2 separate regions of the Homo sapiens genome follow, and region 1 is linked to region 2. The links are chromatin contacts, found by Hi-C or POLR2A ChIA-PET in ENCODE. All regions are on one chromosome and are shown on one strand. The core of a region is the stretch at or near the end of the contact, and the rest is flanking DNA. Distances in the headings are between cores, read along the strand shown. Region 1 has its middle 43 kb from the start of MDH2. Region 2 has its middle 33 kb from the start of SRRM3.

Region 1 (6,346 bases), core at 770-3,269, 77 kb before region 2:
TGGGAACAGAAAATGTTTTGGTGACTATTTATTCCTTCACTTGCTATTACAGAAACTACTGCCAGTGGGCACTTAACAACCAAAAGTGTCATCTCTGAGCTACTCACAATGAAAGGTGATGTCTGGGGCCCAGGTGTGTTGAGGTCCCCATGTCTGGGCTATGGGTGCTGAGTGGGACTTACTTGTCCATCCATTTTCTATATTCCAGCACTGGGAAACTTGGGTTTATCCATCTTGATAAGAGGTCATTTAAATTCCACCTGGCAAAAACCACAAATGGAAAAAAGGCAATGAAACTACAGGCTAGCCCTTGTTCTCAAAAGAATATTTAGCTTAGGTGGTTCTGTAAAAGAGGAATCACATTGTTGAAAACTCATCACAGGTCAGGTGAGGTGGCTCACACCTATAATCCCAGCCCATTGGGAGACTAAGGCAGGAGGATATCCCATGAGGCCAAAAGTTCAAGACCAGCCTGGGTAACACAGTGAAACCTCATCTCTACAAAAAATTAGAAAATGAGCTGGGTGCGGGGGCACATTCCTATAGTCCCAGCTACTTTGGAGGCTGAAGTGGGAGGATCAAAGTGGAAGCTGCAGAAGTAGAAGCTGCAGTGAGCTCTGATCCCACTGCACTCCAGCCTGGGTGACAGAGTGAGAAAACATACACACACACACACACACACACACACACCCCTCATCTCAGTCTGCCCAGCCTTCACACACACACACACACTCATCTCAGTCTGCCCAGCCTTCACACACACACACACACACACACACACACACCTCATCTCAGTCTGCCCAGCCTTGACTAGTGAAAAAGGTCTTCTGGTTACAGAAGACGTATGCTCTTTTTTAGGACCGGGATGGACCAGCAAGCTTGTTCACAGCCTTTCCCTCATCCTCTGCTTAGTTTTCCAAGAAACTTCAGGTGGAAAGGGAGTCCCTGGGGAAAAGACCTAACTCATCAGGTTACCAAAGGAGAAATTTGCATCCTTTGTCAATTAATAAATGGAACACCTGCCTTAAAAACCAGGGAGTTCTGCTAGGGTGAATCACTCCCTACAACCCTGACCTATGCAGGGAATGTAAAAACCTGGAGTTTGGGGACCTATAATATTGAAGGCCACATTGCAGATGTGGAGACCTTACCAAAGTACAGCCTTTCCACAAAGCACTACCGAACACCAGCTGGCTGTCTCCATGGGACACCGCTGTATCTCTGGCTCTCGTTTCCCCCAGAGATGCTCTATTCCAGCCTTCTCTTACATTTTGTATCCTGCACAGTTCCTGGCATAAGGACTTACAACATATCAGGCTGCTATGTTAATGGTGATCTACTGCAGATCCAACTTGAGATTCTGGCAGGGCGCTTTGTGTTTGAGAAATTAAAGGGGAGAGAATGGACCCAGCCTGCTGGAATATAAAAAATTTAAAGAAGAAAAAAATATTAAAATAAAAATTTCTCCTAAAGAGCACTCAAAAGCACACTCCCACCAATGCTAGATCTATTTACCTCTCTCTTGCTTTTTTTTTTCTGAGATAGGGTCTCACTCTGTCACTCAGACTGGAGTGCAGTGGCAAGATCACTGCTTACTGCAGCTTTCAACTCCTGGGGTCAAGCTATCCTCCCACTTCAGCCTCCTGAGTAGCTGGGATTACAGGTGAATGCCACCATGCCTGGCTAATTTTTTAATTTTTTGTAGAGACGGGGTCTCACTATGTGGCCCAGACTGGTCTTGAACTCCTGGGTCAAACTAATCCTCCCGCCTTCGCCTCCGAAAGTGCTAGGATTATAGGCTTTAGCCACTGTGCCCAGTCTATTTATCTTTCTATAACTCATATATTAAATCTTCCTCCTTAAATCACCTCCTACCCACCCATCTGCAGGGATAGCAAACACAGGTCTCAGCAGGTCAGGCAACCTACAGGAGGGAATGAGGCCAGAGTAATGTGGGAGACCAGGGGGAACTGTAGCAAACTGCAAGGTATTCACTTCAATAGTTCTTCAACACTGTGATGGTCAAACCAAACACAGAAACAGGAAGCCCAGTTCAGTCGCCAGCAGCCAATGTGGGATATTTGATCTACATGCTACAGGGCAAACTGCTTACGATAAATGACCTGGTCTCCACCAACCTGCTCTTCAAGTCCAGCCGCTCCTGCCCAACTCCCTACACTCTACTGACACGACCCACATTCACAGTACTCTCCTGAAACTTTGCTTGTTCACTCTTTTTTTATTTTCCCAATGAATATTTCTTTTTCTTTTTTTTACTTTTTTTGAGACAGAGTCCCCTTCTGTTACACAGGCTGAAGTACAGGCGGATGATTATGGCTCACTGCAGCTTCGTTATGGCTCACTGCAGCTTCCGTCACCTGGGCTCAAGTGATCCTCCCACCTTAGCCTCCCAAGTAGCGGGGATTACAGTCATGTAACACCACACCCAGCTAAATTTATTATTTTTTCTTGTCTTTTTTTTTTTTTTTTTTTTTTTTCAGACGGAGTCTCGCTCTGTTGCCCAGACTGGAGTGCAGTGGCATGATCTCAGCTCACTGCAACCTCTGCCTCCTGGGTTCAAGCAATTCTCTTTCCTCAGCCTCCCGAGTAGCTGGGATTACAGGTGCATGCCACCATGCCTGACTAATTTTTATATTTTTAGTAGAGATGGGGTTTTACCATGTTCACTAGGCTGGTCTTGAACTCCTGACCTCAGATGATCTGCCCACGTCGGCCTCCCAAAGTGCTGGGATTACAAGTGTGAGCCACCGTGCCTGGCCAGTTTATTATTTTTTCTAGAGACAGGGTCTCACTACGTTGCCCAGGCTGGCCTTGAACTCCTGGGCACAAGCAATCCTCTGGCCCCCACCTTCCAAAAAGCTGGGATTACAGGCTTGCGCCAACACATCAGGCCCTAACAAACACTTCTTGAGCTCCTACTATATACCAGGCACTATAATAGGTGCCCAGGAAACAGCGGTGAACAAGGTATAACAGTTTCTGCCCTTGGCCGGGCGTGGTGGCTCATGCCTGTAATCCCAGCACTTTGGGAAGCCGAGGCCGGTGAATCACCTGAAGTCAGGAGTTCGAGACCAGCCTGACGAACATGGTGAAACCCTGTCTCTATTAAAAGTATAAAAATTAGCGGGGCATGGTTGTGCATGTCTGTAATCCCAGCTACAGCTACTCAGGAGGCTGAGGCAGGACAATCGCTTGAACCCAGGAGGCGGAGGTTGTAATGAGCTGAGGTTGCGGCGCTGCACTCCAGCCTGGGCAATGAGAGCGAAACTCCGTATCAAAAAAAAAAAAAAAGTTTCTGCCCTCGCAGAGCTTATAGGGTAGCAGGAAATTGATACAGTTTGAACGTTTGTCTCCTCCAAATCACATATTGAAATTAAATCCCTAATGTTGGAGGTGGTGCCTGGTGGGAGGTGTGTGAGTCGTGGGGGCAGATCCCTCATGAATGGCTTGGTGCCTTCCCCAAGGTAATGAATGAGTTCTCTCTCTACTAGTTCATGTGAGAGCTGATTGTTTAAAGAGAGTGGCATCTCCTCCCCTCTCCCTTGCTCCCTCTTCTCAACAAGTGACATGACGGCTCCTCCTTCACCTTCCGCCATGAGAGGAAGCCTCCTGAGGTCTTCACCAGCAGATGCTGGTACTACGCTTTTTTTTTTTTCTGAGACAGGGTCTCACTCTGACACTCAGGCTAGAGAGCAGTGGTGTAATTATGGCTCACTGCAACCCTGACATCCTGGGCTAAACAGGTCTTTTTACCTTAGCCTTTCAAGTAGCTGAAACCACAGGAATGCATCAGTGCACCACCATACCTGGCTATTTTTTTTTTATTTTTAGCAGAGACAAGATCTTACCATGTTTCCCAGGCTGGTTTCAAACTTCTGGGCTCAAGCAATCCTCCTGCTTCAGCGTCCCAAAGTGCCGGGATTACAGGTGTGGGCCACTGCTCCCAGCCTGGCACCATGCTACTTGTATAGTCTGCAGAACTGTGAGCCAAATAAACTGTTTTTCTTTATAAACTACCCAGCCTGAGGTGTTTCCTTATAGCAATGCAAAATGGACTAATCTAGGAATCACAGGCCAACACTTACCAGACTGTGATGAGCACATGACAGAAGTACAAAATGGGACTGAAACGTTCTCCAGGGGCTTCTTGTTGCATCAGAGAGAGTGGGGTGAGACATCTTGGCTGAGGCTAAAAATGAGCAAAGATGAGAGTGAAAAAGTGATGATGGAGGTAGGAAGAGGGTTTCCTGAAGGACCAGTAAAGTCCCCCAAGGAAACTAACATTCCTTGTGGCTGGAGGGTAGGGATTTGGGGAGGGTGGTGCAGGATAAAACTGGGAAGGTGAGCGGAGACCAGCTCTTACCAGGCCCTGTGGCCAAATTAGTTTGGACTTCGTCTTAAAGGCAATGGGCAGTCACCAGCAGGTTTTAATCAAGAACTATTTTGACCCAAATTTGCCTTTTAGGAGAATTCCTCTGGCTTCAGTGAACAGGCCGAAGTGAGCAAGCCTAATAGTCAGAAAGACAATTGGAGGCCCTCACAATAAACCAGTGTAAAAGAGAAAAGGGCTGGGCATGGTGGCTCCTGCCTGTAATCTCAAAACTTTAGAAGTCCAAGGTGGGTGGATGGCTTGAGCCCAGGAGTTTGAGACCAGCCAGAACAATGTGATGAAACGATGAAACCACATCTCTACAAAACACAAAAATTAGCTGGGCATGGTGGCTCGTACCTGTGGTCCCAGCTACCCCAGAGGCTGAGGCGGAAGGATAGCTTGAGCCTGAGAGGTTGAGACTGCAGTGAGCCAAGATCAAACCACTGTGCTCCAGCCTGGGCAACACAGGGAGACTGCCTCAAAAAAAAAAAAAAAAAAGAAAGAAAAAAAGAAAAAGAAAAAGATCCCATTCTTCACTTATTAGTGCCCTAACATTCTCATGAGAACCTTGGTGACAGTGAATTCAACTGTCATTGTAATTCAGCAACCAACACATTTAAGTTTGTGTTTGATTTCCAATAATATTAGCCCTGTGGATACAAGAAATAAGGAATTGTGTTTGGGCTATCATGGAAGCTCTCTGGATCTTAGACCATGACTTACGCTGAGAGGTAAAGACTTGAGCTTTTTGTTTTTCTCTCTGTGTTGAGTGCAGCGGTCCCCAATTTTTGGGGGAGCAGGGACCAGTTTTGTGGAAGACAGTTTTTCCATAGACTGGGGGCAGCAAAGGTCAGTTTTGGGATATATCAAGCACATTACGTTTATTGTGCACTTTATTTCTATTATTATTACATTGTAGCATATAACGAAATACTTATATAACTCACCATAATGTAGAATGACTGGGAGTCTTGACCTTCTTTTCCTGCAACTAGATGGTCCCATCTGGGGGTGATGGGAGATAGTGACAGATCATCAGGCATTAGATTCTCCTAAGGACAGAGCAAGATAGATCCCTTGCATGCACAGTTCACAATAGGGTTCGTGCTCACATGAGAATCTAATGCTGCCGCTGATCTGACAGGAGGCAGAGATCAGGTGGTAACGTGGGGAGCAGCTGTAAATACAGATGAAGCTTCGCTCGCCCACCCTCTACTCACCTCCTGCCATGTAGCCCATTATAGTCCTGTGACCCAGGGATTAGGGGCCCCTGCAAGTGCATCCAAAAGGATTCTTCCCACACCAGTCTTCATAGTGGTCAAGTGCAGCAGCCACTTAGCTCCCAAGGCATGTGCCTCAGCTGGCATTTCATCACAATCAACAGAAAGTGGTAGCGTGAGTCATTGTGAGGTCCTCGAAATCAACAGCATCCCATGTCCCATTGGCAAGGAGCTCAGCACTGCCCCTTGGATAACCAAACCTATGCCCAAATCCCAGTTGTCTGGGTCTATCTCCCGGGACCCTTCCTAGCATCAATTCTGTATTTGTCAGAGTCCAAACAGGAGACATAAACCACTCAAAAGTTTAAACTGTTAAATTTAAAATAAAAAATTATTAATTATAACAGGGCAACAGCATAAGGAGAGATGGCTACCAAAAAGTAAAGAGAACGCTAGAGAATATAGGACTAGCAGAGGCCAGGCACGGTGGCACATGTTTATAATTTCAGCAATTTGGGAAGCCAAGACAGGAAGACTCCTTGAGGCCAGGAGTTTGAGACCAGCCTGGGAAACACAGTGAGACCCCGTCTCTACCCAAACAAACAAACTAACAACAACAAAAAAAACCTGGGTGTGGTGGCACACACCTATAGTCCTAGGTACTTAGGAGACTGAGGTGGGAGGATTGCTCGAGCCTGGGCGGTCAAGGCTGCAGTGAACCATGATTTCGCCA
Region 2 (6,761 bases), core at 607-3,106:
GGACAGTGCTCCCAGGTAACTCATGCCGCTGCCTGAGTGAGGTGAGGGAAGAGTGCACCCACTGACGTCAGGGGGCAGAGAGGCGCGCTTCCAGGGCGGCTTTTCCCCTCGCTTCTTGCCATTTTACTCTGATCCCCTCCAGGTGAGCCTGCCCACTTTGGGCCCAGGGTTGCCGCTGGGGCCTGTACCCAAAAGCAGCCCCCCGTGGCCATGGCCCCAGGAGTGGGGCAGAGCAGGGAGGAGTCCTGGACCGAGGAGACGCAGGGGCAGGAAGGAATGGGCCTCAAACTCCAGGAGGGGGCCCTTCTCATGGGTCCTGCTTTCTGGCCTCTCCTCTCTTACCCCTGGGCTGATCACCCTGGGAAGAACTAAGCCAAGGTTTCTCACCCTCAGGTCCGAGGGGTTCAATTAACGGGCCCTTAGGGAGGTGCGAGCCTCCTGAAACGATGCAAGGTGCCTGGCCTAATTTTTATATTTTTAGTAGAGATGGGGTTTCACCATATTGGCCAGGCTGGTCTCGAGTTCCTGACTTCAAGTGATCGGAATGCCTCGGGCACACAAAATGTTGGAATTACAGGCGTGAGCCAACGCGCCCGGCCAGCCCTATTTATTTAAGCCTATACATTTTGCACTTGTTAAAAGTATTTGAACATACAATTACCATGTTTTCTTTAAGCGGTCCCTCCCTGTTGCACACTTGGATAGTTTATTTTTTTAGACAAGGTTTACTTCAGTCTCGCAGGATAGAGTGCTGTGATGGGATCATAGCTCATTGCAGCCTTGAACCTTGGGGTTCAAGTATCTGGGAAGCTGAGGAGGGACTACAGAGATGGAGTCGCGCCATGTTGCCCAGGCCGCTCTTTAACTCCTGGCCTGAAGGGATCCTTCCGCCTCGGCGGAGCCCGGACATAGTTTTCTAGTTTTGACCCACAGAAACACTGTGCTGGGTCGGAGTTTGTCAACTACCCTTCTCCAGCCAGCAACACACAGAACATGGCGGGGAAGTCACGGTCACCAGGCTCCAAACCGAGGAGAAAACAGCCCAGCTCCAGGCACTGTAGCGTCACTGTGACATCGCCGAAGGCCGGCGCTATTACGTCGCCGGAAGGCCCGCGCCTGTGACGTCAGCGGAGGCGCGCCCCTTCTGTAGAACCAATCGGAACTCGAGGCGCGGCGGCTGGGTATTCCAGGAGAGCGCATGCGCAGACGCGTGGCCACAGACTGCCGGTCAGTGTCAGTAGGCGGCGGGTTAGTGTCCGCAGGCTCCGACTCGGCCGCCGACACCAATAAGCTACAAGGACGAGCTTTACCACTGCCTGTACTACTGCTACCTGCGCGACTTCCCAGCCTGCGGCGTAGGGCGCAGCAAGGGCCTGACGCTGAGCGAGTAGGCGCTGCGCACCAAGCGGCTGTGGCCCGGAGGGCACTGTCGGGCAGAAGCTCCTCAGTGGCCACCACAAGCCCGCTAGCTCCGGCTACAGCCCTTGCCGCACACTCGCGTCACCTGAGCCTGTGTAGGTGCGCCCCCCCAACTCCTCCCCCAGCCAGGTCCCGGGGACACCGGCAGCGTCCCCCACCGCCCGGCGCCGCTCATTCTGGGCAGGATCGGCCCCGTCTGAGGCTACACCGCATTAGGGAGCTGCACCCCTCGGCTTGACCTCTCATGGCCTTTGCAACAACATCAAAGCCTTTGGAACTTTGTAGGGGGTACGAGGGGCTAGGAAACCAAGAAAACATCTCTTTAAAAATATAAGCGATCGGGCCGGGCACGGTGGCTCACGCCTTTAATCCCAGCACTTTGGGAGGCCGAGACAGGTGGATCACGAGGTCGGAAATTCAAGACCATCCTGGCCAGCATGGTGAATGCCGTCTATACTAAAAATAAAAAATTAGCCGGGCGTGGTGGCGGGCACATGTAATACCAGCTATTCGGGAGGCTGAGGCAGAGGCAGAGAATTGCTTGAACCCGGGGGGCGGCGGCTGCAGTGAGCCGAGATCGCGCCACTGCACTCCAGCCTGGGCGACAGACCGAGACTCCAACTAAAAAAAAAAAAATATATATATATATATATATATATATATATATATATTTGGAGCCCGGGAGGTTGAGGTTACCGTGAGCTGAGATTACGCCACTGCACTTCAGCCTGGGTGACAGAGGGAGACCATGTCTCTAAAAAAAATTACATGTGAGTGAGAGCTTTTCTTCCAGTGCTCATGCTCAGACTGAAGAAAGTAATTGGGCCGGCCTGGTAACTCACGCCCTTAATCCTAGCACTTTGGGAGGCCGAGGTGGGCAGATCCCTTGAGCTCAGGCGTTCCAGACTAGCTTGAGCAACATGGTGAAATTCGGTCTCTACAAAAATACAAAAAATTAGCTGGGCGTCGTGGTGGGCGCCTGTAGTCCCAGCTACTCAGGAGGCTGAGGCAGGAGAATGGTGTGAACCCGGGAGGCAGAGCTTGCAGTGAGCCGAGATCGCGCCATTGCACTCCAGCCTGGGCGACAGAGTGAGACTCCATCTCAAAAAAAAGAAAATGGAAACTTTTGCCAGTGATTCCCTTCCTTCAAACTAATGATAAGGAAATGACGCTGTTCTGTTTTGTTTTCTTTTTGCATGTTTTTTTTTCTTTTTTGAGAGAGGGTCTTGCTCTGTTGCCCAGGCTGGAGTGAGGTGGCGCAATCATGGCTCACTGCAGCCTCGACCTCCCAGACTCAAGCAATCCTTTCCCCAGCCTCCCAAGTAGCTGAGACTGCAGGTGTTTACTACCACAGTTGGCTAATTTTTGTATTTTTTGTAGAGACAGGGTTTCACCATGTTGCCCAGGGTGGTCTCAAACTCCTGGGCTCAGCTATCCTCTACCCTCGGCCTCCCAAAGTGCTGGGATTACAGGCGTGAGCCACTGTACCTGGCTGATGCTGTTCTTTTCAAATGCATATTTACTTTTTTTTTTTTTTTTTTTTTTTTTGAGATGGAGTCTCACTCTGTCTCCCCAGCTGGAGTGCAGTGGTGCAATCTTGGCTCACTGCAGCCTGGTCTTGAACTCCTGACCTCAGATGATCCACATGCCTTGGCATCCCAAATTGCTGGGATTACAGGTGTGATCCACCACACGTGACGATTTTGCTCATTTTAGATACTAGAACTTGTTAATTAAAAAAATATATATATTTTTTGAGCTGGAGTGCAGTGGCATGATCTCGGCTCACTGCCACCTCCGCCTCCTGGGTTCAAGTGATTCTCCTGCCTCAGCCTCTCGAGTAGCTGGGACTACAGGCACATGCCACCATGCCCAGCTAATTTTTGTATTTTTAGTAGAGACAGGGTTTCGCCATGTTGGCCAGGATGGTCTTGATCTCTTGACCTCATGATCCACCTGCCTCGGCCTCCCAAAATGCATGAGCCACTGCGCCCAGCCAAAAAAAAATTTTTTTTTGAGGCAAAATCTCACTCTGTCATGCAGGCTGGAGTACAGTGGCACAGTCACAGCTCACTGCAGCCTCGACTTCCTTGACTCAGGTGATTCTCCCACCATAGTCTCCAAGTATCTGGGACTACAGGTACACGCCAGCACACCTGGCTAATTTTTGTTTGTTTGTTTGTTTTTTGAGATAGAGTCTCACTCTGTTGCCCAGGCTAGAGTGCAGTGGCGTGACCTCGGCTCACTGCAAGCTCTGCCTCCTGGGTTCATGCCATTCTCCTGCCTCCACCTCCTGAGTAGCTGGGACTACAGGTGCCTGTCACCACGTCTGGCTAAATTTTTTGTATTTTTAATAGAGACAGGGTTTCACCGTATTAGCCAGGATGGTCTTGATCTCCTGACCTCATGATCTGCCCGCCTCAGCCTCCCAAAGTCCTGGGATTACAGGCATGAGCCACCGCGTCCAGCCCACACCCAGCTAATTTTTTTTTTTGTATTTTGTAGAGAAGGTGTTTTGCCATATTGCCCAGGCTGGTCTCAAACTCCTGGGCTTCAAGCGATCTTCCAGCCTCAGCCTCCTGAAGTGCTAGGATTACAGGCATGAGTCACTGCTCCCAGCCTTTTTAATTCAATTTAAATTATAAATGTGATCGCTATAGAAAATATGTGTATTATTTATCTGCTGCTATGTAACAAATTACTCCAGACCTAGTGGCTTAAAATAAATACTTAGGGCCAGGCACAGTGGCTCATGCCTGTAATCCCAATACTTTGGGAGGCCGAGGTGGGCAGATGGCTTGAGTCCAGCAGTTTAAGATCAGCCTGGGCAACATAGTAAGACTCCATCCCTACAGAAAATGCAAACATTAGCCAGGCGTGGTGGTGCACACCTGTGGTCCCAGCTACTCAGGAGGCTGATGGGGGAGAATCACTTGAGCCCGGGAGGAAGAGGTTACAGTGAGCCAAGATCACAACACCGCACTCCAGCCTGGGTGACAGAGTGAGACTCTGTCTCAAAAATAAATAAATAAATAAATAAATAAATAAATAAATAAAATACTTACTTAGGATCTCCATTTCTGTGGGTCAGGAATTCAGGAGTGGCATAGCTGGGTCATTTGGGCTCAGGGTGTCTCATGACATTGCACTCAAGCTGTCCACTGAGACTGCAGTCACCTAAAGCCTGTTTCCAAGATGGCTCCCTCATGTGACTGCTGACAGGAGGCCTCAGTTCCTGTTACATGAGCCTCTCTACAGGCTGCTTAGGTGTCATGGTGTGACAGCTGGCTTTCCCAAGTGAGTAATCAAAGAGTGAGCAAGGAGGAAGCCACAGTACCTTTTATGATGTAGTTTGCAAAGTTGCAAGCCATCACTTTTGCTTTTTCCTATCTGTCAGAAGGGAATCACGTAACCCAGCTCACATTCAAGGGGATAGGGACTGGGCTCTGCCGTTGAAGAGGGTATCAGAGAATTTGGGCACATATTTTAAATGACCATACTATGTTTAATTATTGCAAGTACGGTCACTGTAGAAAAATTGGAAAATAGGGACAAGCAAAAAAAAAAGTCACTTGTAATTCCATGAATCAATGGATAACATTACTAGTTGGGTGTATATAATTCCAATATTCAAAATATATATTTTCTCAAAATATAAACACACTATATATACTGTCGTGTAATCTGCTCTTTCACCTAATGTATTGACTATATTATAAAAAATACCTTTCATTTTCATGTCAAATATTCTTTCCTTTTTTTTTTTTTGAGACGGAGCTTCATTCTTGTCACCCAGGCTAGAGTGCACTGGTGCGATCTCTGCTCACTGCAACCTCTGCCTCACGAGTTGAAGCGATTCTGCTGCCTCAGCCTCCCTAGTAGCTGGGATTACAAGCATGAGCCACCATGTCGAGCTAATTTTTTTTTTTTTTTGAGACGGAGTCACTCTGTCACCCAGGCTGGAGTGCAGAGGTGCAATCTCGGCTCACTGCAAGCTCTGCCTCCTGGGTTCATGCCATTCTCCTGCCTCAGCCTCCCGAGTAACTGGGACTACAGGTGCCCGCCACTACACCTGGCTAATTTTTTGTATTTTTTAGTAAAGACAGGGTTTCACCGTGTTAGCCAGGATGGTCTTGATCTCCTGACCTCATGATCCACCCGCCTCGGCCTCCCAAAGTGCTGGGATTACAGGTGTGAGCCACCAAGCCCGGCCGAGCTAATTTTTTTTGTATTTTTAGTAGAGACAGGGTTTCACCATGTTACTAGGCTAGTCTCAGACTCTTGACCTCAAGTGATCACCCACCTTGGCCTCCTGAAGTGCTGGAATTACAGGCGTGAGCCAACGCTCCCGGCCTAAATGTTTTTTCTTTATTTATTTGAAGAAGTTCTTTATATGTGAAGCTCATTAACCTTTTACCTGCCACGTGGAGTGTGTCATTTGTCTTGTTTTTGATTTTAAAAAACTATTCATTCCTAGATGGGCATTACCCTTATTAAACAACGAATAGAATATGTGATATCCAATGATACATTTAAGACAAGACAACCAATATCTTGATGTACATAAAGACAAACTTCAGAAGACAAATATTAAATGTTTTAACATACATTTGAATAAACTTTACTTACAAATTATTTAACTGGAAAAGGAATTTGTGTTCAAAAAATGTTTTCACTGATGGAAAAATAAATCTAACAAAACCAATATGTGAAAACATTGATTTACAAAGCCAAAATATATTATATCTTAGTTTCATTTCCTATATACCCTCAATGAGGTCTCCTCTTTTTTTTTTTTTTTAACGGAGACAGAGGTCTCACTATGTTGTCCAGGATGGTCTTGAACTCCTGGCCTCAAGTGATCCTCCTGCCTCGGCCTCCCAAAGGACTGGGATAACAGGGCTGAGCCACTGTGCCTGGCTGAGGTTCTCATTAAAAGAAAATAGGCTAGGCGCGGTGGCTCACACCTGTAATCCCAGCACTTTGGGAGGCCGAGGCGGGCGGATCACGAGGTCAAGAGATCCAGACCGTCTTGGCCAACGTGGTGAAACTCCGCCTCTACTAAAAATACAAAAAGTAGCCTGGCGTGGTGGCAGGCGTCTGTAGTTCCAGCTACTCGGGAGGCTGAGGCAGGAGAATGGCGTGAACCCGGGAGGCAGAGCTTGCAGTGAGCCGAGATTGTGCCACCGCACTCCAGCCTGGATGACAGAATGAGACTTTGTCTCAAAAATAAAAAAAAAAGAAAATAAAGGCCAGGAGCGGTGGCTTATACCTGTAATCCCAGCTCTTTGGGAGTCTGAGGTGGGTGGATCACCTGAGTTCAGGAGTTTGAGACCAGCCTG

What was found. A loop is a pair of places that touch in the nucleus more often than their neighbours do. ChIA-PET counts read pairs that join two places held with the same protein, here RNA polymerase II (POLR2A). Pooled maps may share reads with other maps.
Region 1: a loop to region 2 is called in a pooled map, with 3 times the contacts of the local background. The contact joins two enhancer-like sites. A Hi-C loop is called at or near these places in 2 of 50 pooled maps. POLR2A ChIA-PET finds 5 or more read pairs at or near these places in 8 of 52 experiments (BJ, GM10248, HEK293T and 5 more).

What each region holds. Positions count from the first base shown.
Region 1 is chr7:76,087,957-76,094,302 of GRCh38, forward strand. It overlaps the pseudogene GTF2IP7. Among named protein-coding and RNA genes, the nearest start is that of MDH2, 43 kb to the left of the region's middle. Within about 2 kb of position 2,020, at least 4 of the 41 ENCODE cell types and tissues checked have a DNase peak (open chromatin) inside an H3K27ac peak, as active enhancers do.
Region 2 is chr7:76,165,500-76,172,260 of GRCh38, forward strand. No RefSeq gene overlaps it. Among named protein-coding and RNA genes, the nearest start is that of SRRM3, 33 kb to the right of the region's middle. Within about 2 kb of position 1,857, at least 2 of the 41 ENCODE cell types and tissues checked have a DNase peak (open chromatin) inside an H3K27ac peak, as active enhancers do.